Regions from separate parts of the Mus musculus genome. Here region 2 is linked to region 1. Evidence: chromatin loops called from intact Hi-C (ENCODE). Cell type or tissue: left cerebral cortex. All regions are shown on one strand. Each heading gives the region's core, and the rest is flanking DNA. Links, peaks and the distances in the headings are about the cores only. Region 1 overlaps Gm34923 (a long non-coding RNA gene). Region 2 overlaps Scin (scinderin).

Evidence for each region. A loop is a pair of places that touch in the nucleus more often than their neighbours do. Peaks named below come from ENCODE experiments on the same cell type or tissue, not always from the same donor. Only the 100,000 strongest peaks of a DNase experiment are listed, where the experiment ranks them.
Region 2: it touches region 1 in a loop (6-fold over the local background); 21 of 42 quality-filtered maps call a loop at or near these places.

The regions. Positions count from the first base shown.
Region 1 is chr12:39,507,020-39,512,406 of GRCm38, reverse strand. Gm34923 (a long non-coding RNA gene) reads left to right here. Exons shown (of 3, transcript XR_381461.2): 2 at 1,632-1,671. Among named protein-coding and RNA genes, the nearest start is that of Gm34923, 17 kb to the left of the region's middle. In left cerebral cortex, for the core only: CTCF peaks have their summits at 2,266 (motif pointing left) and 3,398; a DNase peak (open chromatin) is centred at 2,236; H3K4me3 peaks cover 395 bases.
Region 2 is chr12:40,071,805-40,077,191 of GRCm38, reverse strand. Scin (scinderin) reads left to right here. Exons shown (of 16, transcript NM_001146196.1): 10 at 165-255; 11 at 3,720-3,890. Among named protein-coding and RNA genes, the nearest start is that of Arl4aos, 36 kb to the right of the region's middle. In left cerebral cortex, for the core only: a CTCF peak has its summit at 3,260 (motif pointing right); a DNase peak (open chromatin) is centred at 3,407.

The sequences.
Region 1 (5,387 bases), core at 112-5,111:
TGGCAGGTTCTCTTTAGGGCATGCCAGCTGTGCTATGGTTATGGAGTCTCTGTTGAGGATGTTCCATTTTACGTCTATAGCAACTTACCCTTTCTGCTTTTCAAAGCACGTATTCAATTTATTTGCTCATGTTGGATGGTATGAGAAAACATGCAGCCAACTTCTTAAACCAGCATCTATTTCATCTTTGTAGAAAGACAATAATAGTGCATACATATATATATATATACATGTATATATATAATTAATATAATAAAGCATTTTAAGATGAAAGCAGGAATCTCACAATTCACAGTTGAAAAACATGCCATTTAGTTTATTTATTCCATGTTCGCCTGTCAAATTGTCAAAATACATTAATGCTTTCATATTTAAATAAGCACAGTATATTAAGGAGTAATTTGTCGCTGAAGTGGCCAAGTATCCCCCAAGCAGCAAGAAGTTGACATTCAAAAGTTAGAAAAATATTTATAATGTAAGTGATTTTCTTAAAATGTAGTATAATATAGGAACAGTAAAATATTAAGACAAATGAAAACATAAATGTTGAGAATTCGGCATCATAAAGTCTCTGAAACCATCCCAGGACTAGCTTTCCTTTCTGTTGTGGTGCTCAGATTTCTAGCACCACAGGGCTGTTTATCTCCAGCTAAAGTGACTGGCTGTGGTGCTGATCACTATAGATAGTACAGATTAACAGAACTTGAAACAGTCTTTACAAAGAAATCCCTTTAAATCTTATGTCAAAGTGAACGTCTCAGGATATCTTAGAAAAGGTTAAAACGTTTCGGGTAGATGCAGACATTCTAACTTATGCTCTCGTATTCTCTATCATGCTCCCAGAAAGCTGTGCCAGAAAACTGCTGGAGATGGTTAGAAGACTGCAAATGAAAGGCAGGCAGAATGAGAAAGTGCTCAAAAGCAAGTGGCCCTGTTAGCCTTGCCAGGTCCCCATCACCCTATAACGTAGATGGCTGCCCCTCCTTCATTCAGAGGAGCTTAATGCTTCAGCAGGTTAGCACTATCTCTCATGACTGAGGAAACTGATGGACTAGACAGATAATATGGTGATGCAAATAAATGTCCCCCTAGCACAAGCTGATGTAAATAAAAGTCCCCCTACCCCCCTACCACAGCTGGTGCCAAGTACTGTGATGAATACTGTGGTGAAGGAAGGCAGCTGCCACCCACCCACCAACTATTGGCTAATTTGGGCTCTGTCACCTGGTGACATATCAGTCCATGTCAGATTGCCATTTACTATACTATATAGGAGGAAAACTTGTGGTACCCAGACAGTTCTGAGCCTTGTGTGGTCATGTCCATAGGTTCACTGCTCTGGGTGAATTGTCACAGCCGACCGGAGCCTTGATGCTCAGAGAGTGCTCTGGAGTCTCGCACAATGCCTGGGAAGAGCTCACAAGCAAAGGTGGGAGAACTTGCCGTTCCCCCACTTCCCAATCCACTGTGAAGCAAATCAAATGGAAAGCCTGCGTGGTTGTTGCTCCACTTTCCCTACTTGATTCACTTTCCTGAAAACTGTTTCTGGAGATTTTCCTCAGGCACAACTCAACTGTGGGACCAAAGCCCCACAGAAAGAAGTAGAACTGATTTGGTGTTTTACATTCTAGGTTCAAAGAAATGACAGGCTGACTCTAGATGGAGGAGCAGGTGAGTAGTCACAAAGGAGTCCCTTTCCCTTAGAGGCCCAGTCACCTGTCATTCAAATGAGTGGTGTTCTAGAAACAATGTGGTACACAGTGTGTTCCAGGCCTGCTTTGTTACAAGGAGCAGCAGGCAGGGAAGAAAGGGTACAAACTCCATGGGCTTCTCAGTGGGGAGAATTTGCGAGACTGCAGGCGCTCACTGAATCAGTCCTGTGCTCACTCTCCTGTTCTCTTCTCTCCAAGGAATCTCCCCACAGGAGCTGCGATCTGTCCCTTCTCAGGGACTCCCATTGCTCTAGGCATTATTTTCTCTGCGATAGGACTGGAGTAGAGCAGACTTGAATGCTGGGATTATAGGCATGCACCGCCTTGCAAACTCGCTCTCACAGCTTTTAGAAGAAGATCCTTGATTGCAATGTGTGCACTTATTAACGGAAAATTTCCCGAAAAGTCACTGGTGAATGAGATAGCCCCAAAGGAAACGAGATTTTTTTATTCCATGTATGCCTGTCAATTGGTCGCACTGCTGAGTGAAAGATGTTGCTGTAGAGTGGGAACGCTTTAAGTAGGAAGCACAGGTTCTGTTGTACTACGCTGACACCTAGTGGCCACATGAAAGCATACATCGGAAGGTATTGTCTATGGAAGCCTTATGTGCCATTTAGATGCCTAGTTAAGGAGTGCCATGTTTTAAAAGACTACAAGCCAATGAAGTGATTTAAAGGGTGAAAACATGATTTCTTCTTTGCCTCTCAAAAAAACAAACAAAACAAAACAAAACAAAAAACCAACCAAACAAAAAAAAAAAAACCCAAACTTATCAAAGCCTAATGCACCCATTTCGAAATTACTGTCTGCCTTCTTGTATTACAGTTATTACAGTTTGCATCTGTGGATCTATCTATCTATCTATCTATCTATCTATCTATCTATCTATCTACTTATTATTGTCTTTTTCTTCTATCTGTAACATGACTCTGTCCATGCTAAAAATGATATTGTGAAATGTAGAGTCAACGTAGGTACACAAAGTGCTTTCAGCCAATACCTACTTTTTTCTTTCTGCCTCTGGAGTGGAAATGGCTTCTGTCTTTCTTCCGTCCTTGCTGTCGTCACCAAATACCAGAAATGGCAGAGAGGTCAGCTGTAAATCACAGCCTTTAATTGACAAGTGCAAGTTTCGCTTTCTCCTTCCTGTCTGGTCAGCAAAGGGTGCAGGGATCCCTAGAGTCCCTTCAGACCCTGCTTATATACACAGACAACACACAGATTGTGAGTAACTGATAAAGCAATCAACAATCATACTGGCTTCCTTATTTCCTTAGTTCATACCGACAACACAGCAGTCTGGATTTTGACAGCTCCTTCCCAAACCCCCATTTACCATTGGCTTTTGGCTCCACCGCACATGCAGAATCGGAACTTAATCACAGAGCAACAGTTGGAAATCTTAGGCATTTCCACTAATCCAGACACCACCCTCTCTTTGCACTCAACTCTTCAACCATGGTGTGTAAAACTACAACATTCAGTTCAAACATTTTCCGTTTTAATTTGAAGTGATAAAAATTCCTGATTTTTATAGCAAGAATGTAGTGCTATAAGCATGTAATGTTTTCAAGTATGTGAAAGTACATAGGCCAGATTATTTGAAATGCCCTAAAATAGGATAACCCCTCTGCTCTTTTCACCCTTTAAATCACATTGCTAGTTTGTAGTCGCTAGGTGGCAGAACCATGCTCTTAAAGAATGAACATTTTATCTTGAGATAGTTGCGGGTTCATGAGCAATTGTAAGTAACAACACAGACAGAGCTTTATTTGTTATTTATTGGTCTTCTTCAAGGGTAACATCACAAAAAACTCTAACACAATATAATAACCAGGACATGAATGTTGCCTTATTCATGAATCAGCCTTATTCAGATTACCCTAGATTCACTTGTACAGTGTGTCCGTGAAATTTATGGAATGATATCATATGTAGAAATTCATGGATCCACCAAGAAAGTCAATAGATAGAAGTTTCATCTCTATCTATTCATGCTACCCTCTCATAGCCTTTTCATGCTCTCTCCACCACCCTTACCTCTATTTTATGTTTTATATTTTATGTACGTTCACATGTGCATCAGTACTCTTGTGTCTGGAGGAGAGTTTCCTTGGAGTCATCTCCCCATCTTGGGCTTTTACAATCTTTCCATCTCTTCCTTCTCCTCTTCCTCTTCCTCCTCCTCCTTTTCCTCTTTGACCTTTGGTCCATGAGGGGAGAAATTTAATAGAGACATACTATTTAGGGTTAAGTTCTCTAACATCTCTTACTCTCTGCACATTGTCCACTTACGGGTCTTTGGACTCACTATTATCTATTGTCAGAAGGAACTTCTGTGATGTGAGTTAAGTGATTCACCAATCTGTGGGTATAGCAATGTGTCATTAGGAATCATTTTCTTTCTATGCTCCTTTGGCAAAACAAGAGTATTAGGCTTTCTTTAGGGCCTGTGACCTATATAGTCTCATGTTCTTGGCCCTTTTAACAGTATCATGTGCGATTTCATCTCATGAAATGGGCCTTAAATCTAATTAAAGGGTCGGTGGTCACCTCTATAACATTTGTGTTACCATTGTATATAGCACATTTTCTTAATTTCTAATGGATGCAGGAGTCCCAGCTCACTTTGGGCAGTGCCCCGAGTAGTAAAAGAAAAGGAGTTGAACACGATTCAGAAAAACTAAGAAGAGTTTCCTATGGTTTCTCCTTGAGTTGCTGTCTCGCAGTGATAGATTATAAATTGTAAAATGAAATGACTCTTTTTTTTTCTCCAAGTTGCATTTAGTTGGTATTTTATCATGTCATCTGGGAAGTAAACTTAGATAATTTGGTTATGAAAAATGGCCAAATTTTTATATATTAGTTGATCAGTTTCTCTGCATATTAGATGGCAATTGTGTTGACATTTGTCATTTGTATGAATGTGTATGCTGTCTCCTTGTAGTTTGGTTTGTGCTTTCCTAGTGGCTGACTTTGAACACCGTTCCTGTCCCACTAGACATCTTGTATCCTCATCACTGACACGTTGGTGCCATGTTTTATCCATCAACCAGATGCTTTGTTCTTTTTTTTCTTTTTAAATAATATTTTTGTTTTTTGACAATGCCATATAGTTATACAATGACTTTTGATCAAACCCATCCATCACTAACCTCCCTCCAACTCCTTTTGTTGCTCCTACCCCACACCTCTTTCCCGACCTCATGACTTCTTTCTTTATTTCTATTAATAACCTCCTGAGGCCAATTAATGCTGCCCACAAGCACATAGGTGTGGGGCCATTCACAGGGTCGTTGGCAAACTAATATGTGTCATGTTCCATTTTATTTCTTGTTAAATCCATAGTTTTTTTATTAGATATTTTCTTTATTTACATTTCAAATGCTATCCAGAAAGTTCCCTGTAACCCCACCCCCCTCCGCCCTGGATGTGTTGTTAGAGTTCATGATAGAGTCTTCATGCTGGTCTTCTCCCAGGCTTGTGGGTTTGGACCATTTCCCCTTGATGCATAACTTGTATTCTCATTTTCTTAGCAGAATGAAGCATCATTATCTCTTATAGAGCAAGGGCATTTTCCTCATTAATTTGTTTACTCACTTTACATATCAATCATTGCCCCCATCCCCCACTTACACAGTTCATTCCTCACCCCCTTCTCCTCCTTCTCCT
Region 2 (5,387 bases), core at 198-5,197, 560 kb before region 1:
GGATTAGTATTTAGAAAACAGCAGTAGCTTTGATTGCTCTGGTCATGCTGAACTGTTGGCTTCTTTTTGCTATATTACAATATCAAGTCTCTTTTTGAAATGGCTGCATGAGAGGGTATTAAAACTTAACTACAAGCCGGTGTGATTTGTTGACACTCCTCTAGGCAAGGAGCAAATGCTACCAGAGATGAACTGACCATGTCCGCGTTTCTGACTGTCCAGTTGGACCGGTCCCTTGGAGGGCAGGCTGTGCAGGTGGGTATACTTTACTTACTTTCCCAACTCATGCAGGTCCCCATCTTCCCAGCCCTCTTCCTGATGAAAGCATACTTCCCACATCCAGAAGGGATCTTGGAATTTTAAGGTTGATTTCTTTTTATTTCGAAATTCAATATTCTATAACACACTCGTCATCAAGATTCTGGAGAAGAGGAAGCCTCTGAAAAATAGAATAAAAACATAAATAAACTAATAATTGAAGAGTCCAAGGAGAAAGCAAAGAGAGCTCTTCTCTTTAGAACCCACCATAAGCCACAGTTATTGGACATTTCCAGCTGCGAACGGTTTTAATAGACAGACTTGTGTGTTGATATGAGAACATCCTTACCCAGAGACCCTTTGAAAATGTTATATTACAAAACAAAGGAGAATGAAAATTGAAGACAGAACCGTAGTTGCTCCTCAGCTGACCTCAAGTTAGGGAGATGATCTGGGATTACTGGGTGATGCAAAGCACTCAACAGTGTCCTTAGGAGTCAACTAGGGAGAGGGGCAGAATGAGAGTGATGTAAGGTGATGAAGACTCCATGGACCACTGCTGGCTTTAGGGGAAAAAGGGACGCAAAAAAGAATATAGGCAACCTTGATGAGCTGAAAACGGCAAGGGAAAGAATACATCAGTGAGTCCCTGCATCTTAGTTACTGTTCTGTTAGTTTGTTGAGGAAGAGACAGCATGACCAAGGTGACTTATAAAAGGAAGCATTTAACTAGATGTTTGCTTACAGGTTCAAAGAATGAGGGCATGACCATCATGATGGAAAGCATGGTAGCAGGCAGGCAGGCTTGGTGCTGGAGAAGGGGTGAAGAGTTAACATCCTAATCCACTGGTAGTAGTCAGAGAGAGTGAGACTGGACCTGGCATGGGCTTTTGAAAGCTCAAAGACCCCTTCCAACTTATCTTCTCTAACTAGGCCACAACTCCTAATTCTTTCCAAACAGTTTCACTAGCAGGGGGCCAAGCATTTAAAGATGTAAGCGTATGGGACCCCCTCTCATTCCAGTCATCATGCTGCGCTCAGCAGCTTCTAACCCAGAGAGGGAACTCCTGTAGATTTAACCAGTGACTAAATTAGGGTAATACTATGAAGTGTAAGAAGATGAATTTTTGTATGCTAATTACTACAGTAGCAACAGTACAAAGCAAGCACAACTGGACAATTTTCAGCCATCTACAACAATAGGTAACTGTAAAACATAAGTAAAAACATAGAACAATATTTTATACATTTCCAGTCATAGAAATCCCTAAGTTATGGTTCACATGGGCAAGCCAAAAAATCAACCTTGATAGACACGTGAATCCATATTTTCCCTCGTAGGGATCAGAATCTTGCTTGAAACAAAATCCATTGGCCAAAAGTGATGGAAATATCAGGCAGGAAAAAGAAAACAAAAGTGAGCAGGGAGGGGATAGAACAAAGGAAGGAAGGAAAGGGAGGCACAGGGGAGAGGAAAAGAGACACAAAGGAAGAGAAGTGCAGTGAGGGGGGCCGGGGGAAGGAGTGGATCAGTTGGTATTTCTAAAATTAAAAAAAATCAAAACAAATCTTGAGAATGACTGAACCCTGTGTCAAAAATCACACACTCACATACATACATACATACATACATACATACACATACACACATGCACACATGCATGCACACACACATGTACATACGCAGGCATACACACATATATATTCATACACACGTGTATATATTCATATGCACACACATACACACATGTGTGTGTATATATACATATATATATATACACACACGCACACACCCACATGTACACATATGTACACACACATATACACACACTCACATGTGCACACACATGTACACACATACACACAGTTTCTTTTTTTTTTTCCTTCTGCAACACGTTTATTGGCAGAGCATTTTCTGCGTAGGCAAGAAGCACACAGTTTGTTTCTATGAGAGGGGACAGCAACGAATGTTTGACAATATGCAGACAGTATAAGTAGTAGGTTGGCATGTCTACGCTGTGTCTAAGGGGCCAATTCCAGTGAGTTTCAGTGTCAACATTCTTTCTTTAAGTCAGCTTTTCCTCTTATGCTGGAGTGTCCACCACATTTCATGACCGCTACTAGTATCTCCGAGAAATGTATGTTTTTTGCCTATTTAATTCCTTCCTCTCTATCTGCAGCATGTCTGTCTGCTCTTACTATTGGCAGAGAGGTAGGTGTTCCTTGGCCTTACACCTAGCTAGAGATCTCTGTCTCTGTCTCTCTTTTGTATGTCCTCTCACTTTATAACTGGGTTATAAATGGGGTTGGTTGCCTTACTACCTACCTGCATTCTCTGGCTGGCTTGGGGGGGAATGACATTTGTTCCCTTGTGCTAAGAAAACCCACCTTCTAGACAGCTGCCTTGGCCTGCTTATGACAGTTCTGATTCAGCATCATGAAGTGTGAAGTTTTCTCTTCACAAGGAGGTGTCGCTTAGCTACCTCATGTGTGATGTCAAGTGAACCCAGGTTCTGTATGACCTAAAAGATGTTTGGTTTTCAAACCTTTATAAATGTGAGCTCTGGATTTCAAGTGTAATGATTAAGCAGAAAGGCGAGGCAGATACTTTACAACGTAAGATTGATGATGTGGAGGCTGAACTTGGTCTCCAGCTGGCTTCTTTCCATCTTGGTATGAATTCATAGATACACACAGATACATACATTAATAGATACATATGCGTCATCAACCATGCTGATAAACGAACTCGATTAATAAAATGGTTGGGTTCTTCGGGTACACACAACTCCATTCCTAATCAAATATTTCAGTTGTTGGGATAGAATATTAATTAGCTAAGAAGAGCCTATGTAGTTGAGCTTAAAGCTGTTCCTCACAAATGATTCAAAATCTTTGACAGCTATACATTGTGTTTTGAAATTTCACAGATAGATAATGTACAACTAACGAATTTCTAGGAATTAGCCAGCTGAATCCTAAAGTTGATGAAATATTAGTTTCTTTGTGAATCACTAGATGGCAGTGGTTCACAATAATTATTTTTAAATCGCATTGCTCTTGTAAGTGTTTTTGGTGAAGTAACTTAGAAGCACTTAAGCAAATTATTAAGCAATTCAATCCACCCGTTTTCCACTCTACTCTCCTTTGGAGTAAAGTACCGACCTTAAGACGTGCCCCTGAGCCTCTCATAGGCAATTGCCCTTTTTTGAAGGTTATGTAGCATATTGGTTGTTTTCAGCACTCCTTCCTACACTTCCCAAACTGTGCTACCATGCCAGAAGATACTTCTCAGGTAGCCGCTCACCCATTTGGATGTGTAATTGTTGAACCACGCTTATAAAGTCAGTCATTTTCAGTATTCCCCAAGCCCCTATAGCTGAGAATGCCCCTGAGTTCCCATTTGCCTGGCCTCTGGAAACTCAAATTCAAACTTCTGTCTCCCTGCCCTGTGCACCCAGGTCCGTGTCTCTCAAGGCAAAGAGCCTGCTCACCTGCTGAGTTTGTTCAAAGACAAACCACTCATTATTTATAAGAATGGGACATCCAAGAAAGAAGGGCAGGCACCGGCTCCCCCTACACGCCTTTTTCAAGTCCGGAGGAACCTGGCATCTATCACCAGAATTGTGGAGGTAAGGCTATGCATTCCATGAATATGCCCTGGGCATGGATTTTCTAATTTGCCTGGCTATCAGCAATGTTAGCCTCTACATACTGGCAAGTAGATGCCCTGGACTTCGACAATGTAAAACACTAGAAGAGGAAACATTGAATGAGAGGGCAGCTCAGGTTTTTCAACTGCACGGAACCCAAACAAATGAGTTTTGAGAATATCATTTCCAGTGAAACTGGCAAGAGGCAGGAAGCTGCTACAGCCCTACCTTGAAAGGTCTGGGCTAGAAAGACTGTGAGGTGTGATCAGATGATCGTGAAACCTGGGGAGATCTAAGAAGGAGGCCTTTGTACGAACATCTGCCCACACTGGAGTAATCTGTCCCACCTTGAGTTCTAGCCACCACTGAAATCCAGGCCTCTTACACCACTCCATTGCCCTCTGTTTCTCCAGATCTGGAGCTGCTTCCAAACCTATTTATATTTTAGGAGACACTCAGCCCAGATCTGAAATGTCAACCAGTCTTGCCTTGATCTACCAGTAATCTCTCTGAGTCTCCTCCTGCCTCATCTCTGCTTGTCCTCTGAAGACTGACTGCCTCCTGGTGGAGCTGTAATTCCTCAGTTTCCTTTCACTGGGGCCCCCTGGATGGGGCTGTCCTTGCTCACCCAGGCCTCTCTGCCTTCTCTTTTTATATGGTTCATCCCTGCCTCTTCCTCACCAATGCTGCCCCTTCCTGCTGCAGTCCCTCCACCCACAGCCCTCTTCTGTTGTCATCTGCCTTGTCATTGTGATGGCCACAGCCATGATCTCTGTCACTTCTATCCCTGTTCCTTTCAACAACCTCCTCCTTCTCTCAGAGAGAACATAAATGTAATCACATACAGATCACCACATCTGCACTCCTGTAATTTCACTAGCTACATCTGTACATAGATATTATCCTCTCCTCTGACTTATGAAATAATTTAAAAAGATAAACTGATTCATATTTTTAAGAATAATCCATATATTAGTAACTTATACAAAAGTGATGAGGTGTTTTATCAATTAATATCAATGTCACCCATAAATTATATATTTTGTAGTGATCTGTTAAGTTGATAATAAATACTTATTACATAGAATAAAAATGTATGGCTCTTATCTAAAGCCAAATTGCTCCATCCCCCAGTCTACCCCTCTGCCCATGGTCCCCTCTCTGGTTTTGCTTAGACTTTCTTTGGTTTCAGATCCCCTTGTATAGACTCACAGTTCTTCCAATACTCGCTGTTTGTTCTGACTGCAGGCTGTAATCTCCTTTTTCCTCATATACATGACAAATTTATTCTTGTATCCTGGATCATTTACCAGGAGATATGAAACCAGGAGATGTGCTTGAAAACAAATTCTGTAGACACTGTGTCTTGCCTTCTCCTGGGTTTTCACATTTCTGTCCTTCTGAGAGCATATGTTCTTGTGAGCCTAAATATGGTAAGCGGGGTGAATGAGCACAGTGCTTTCAAAGATCACTTCT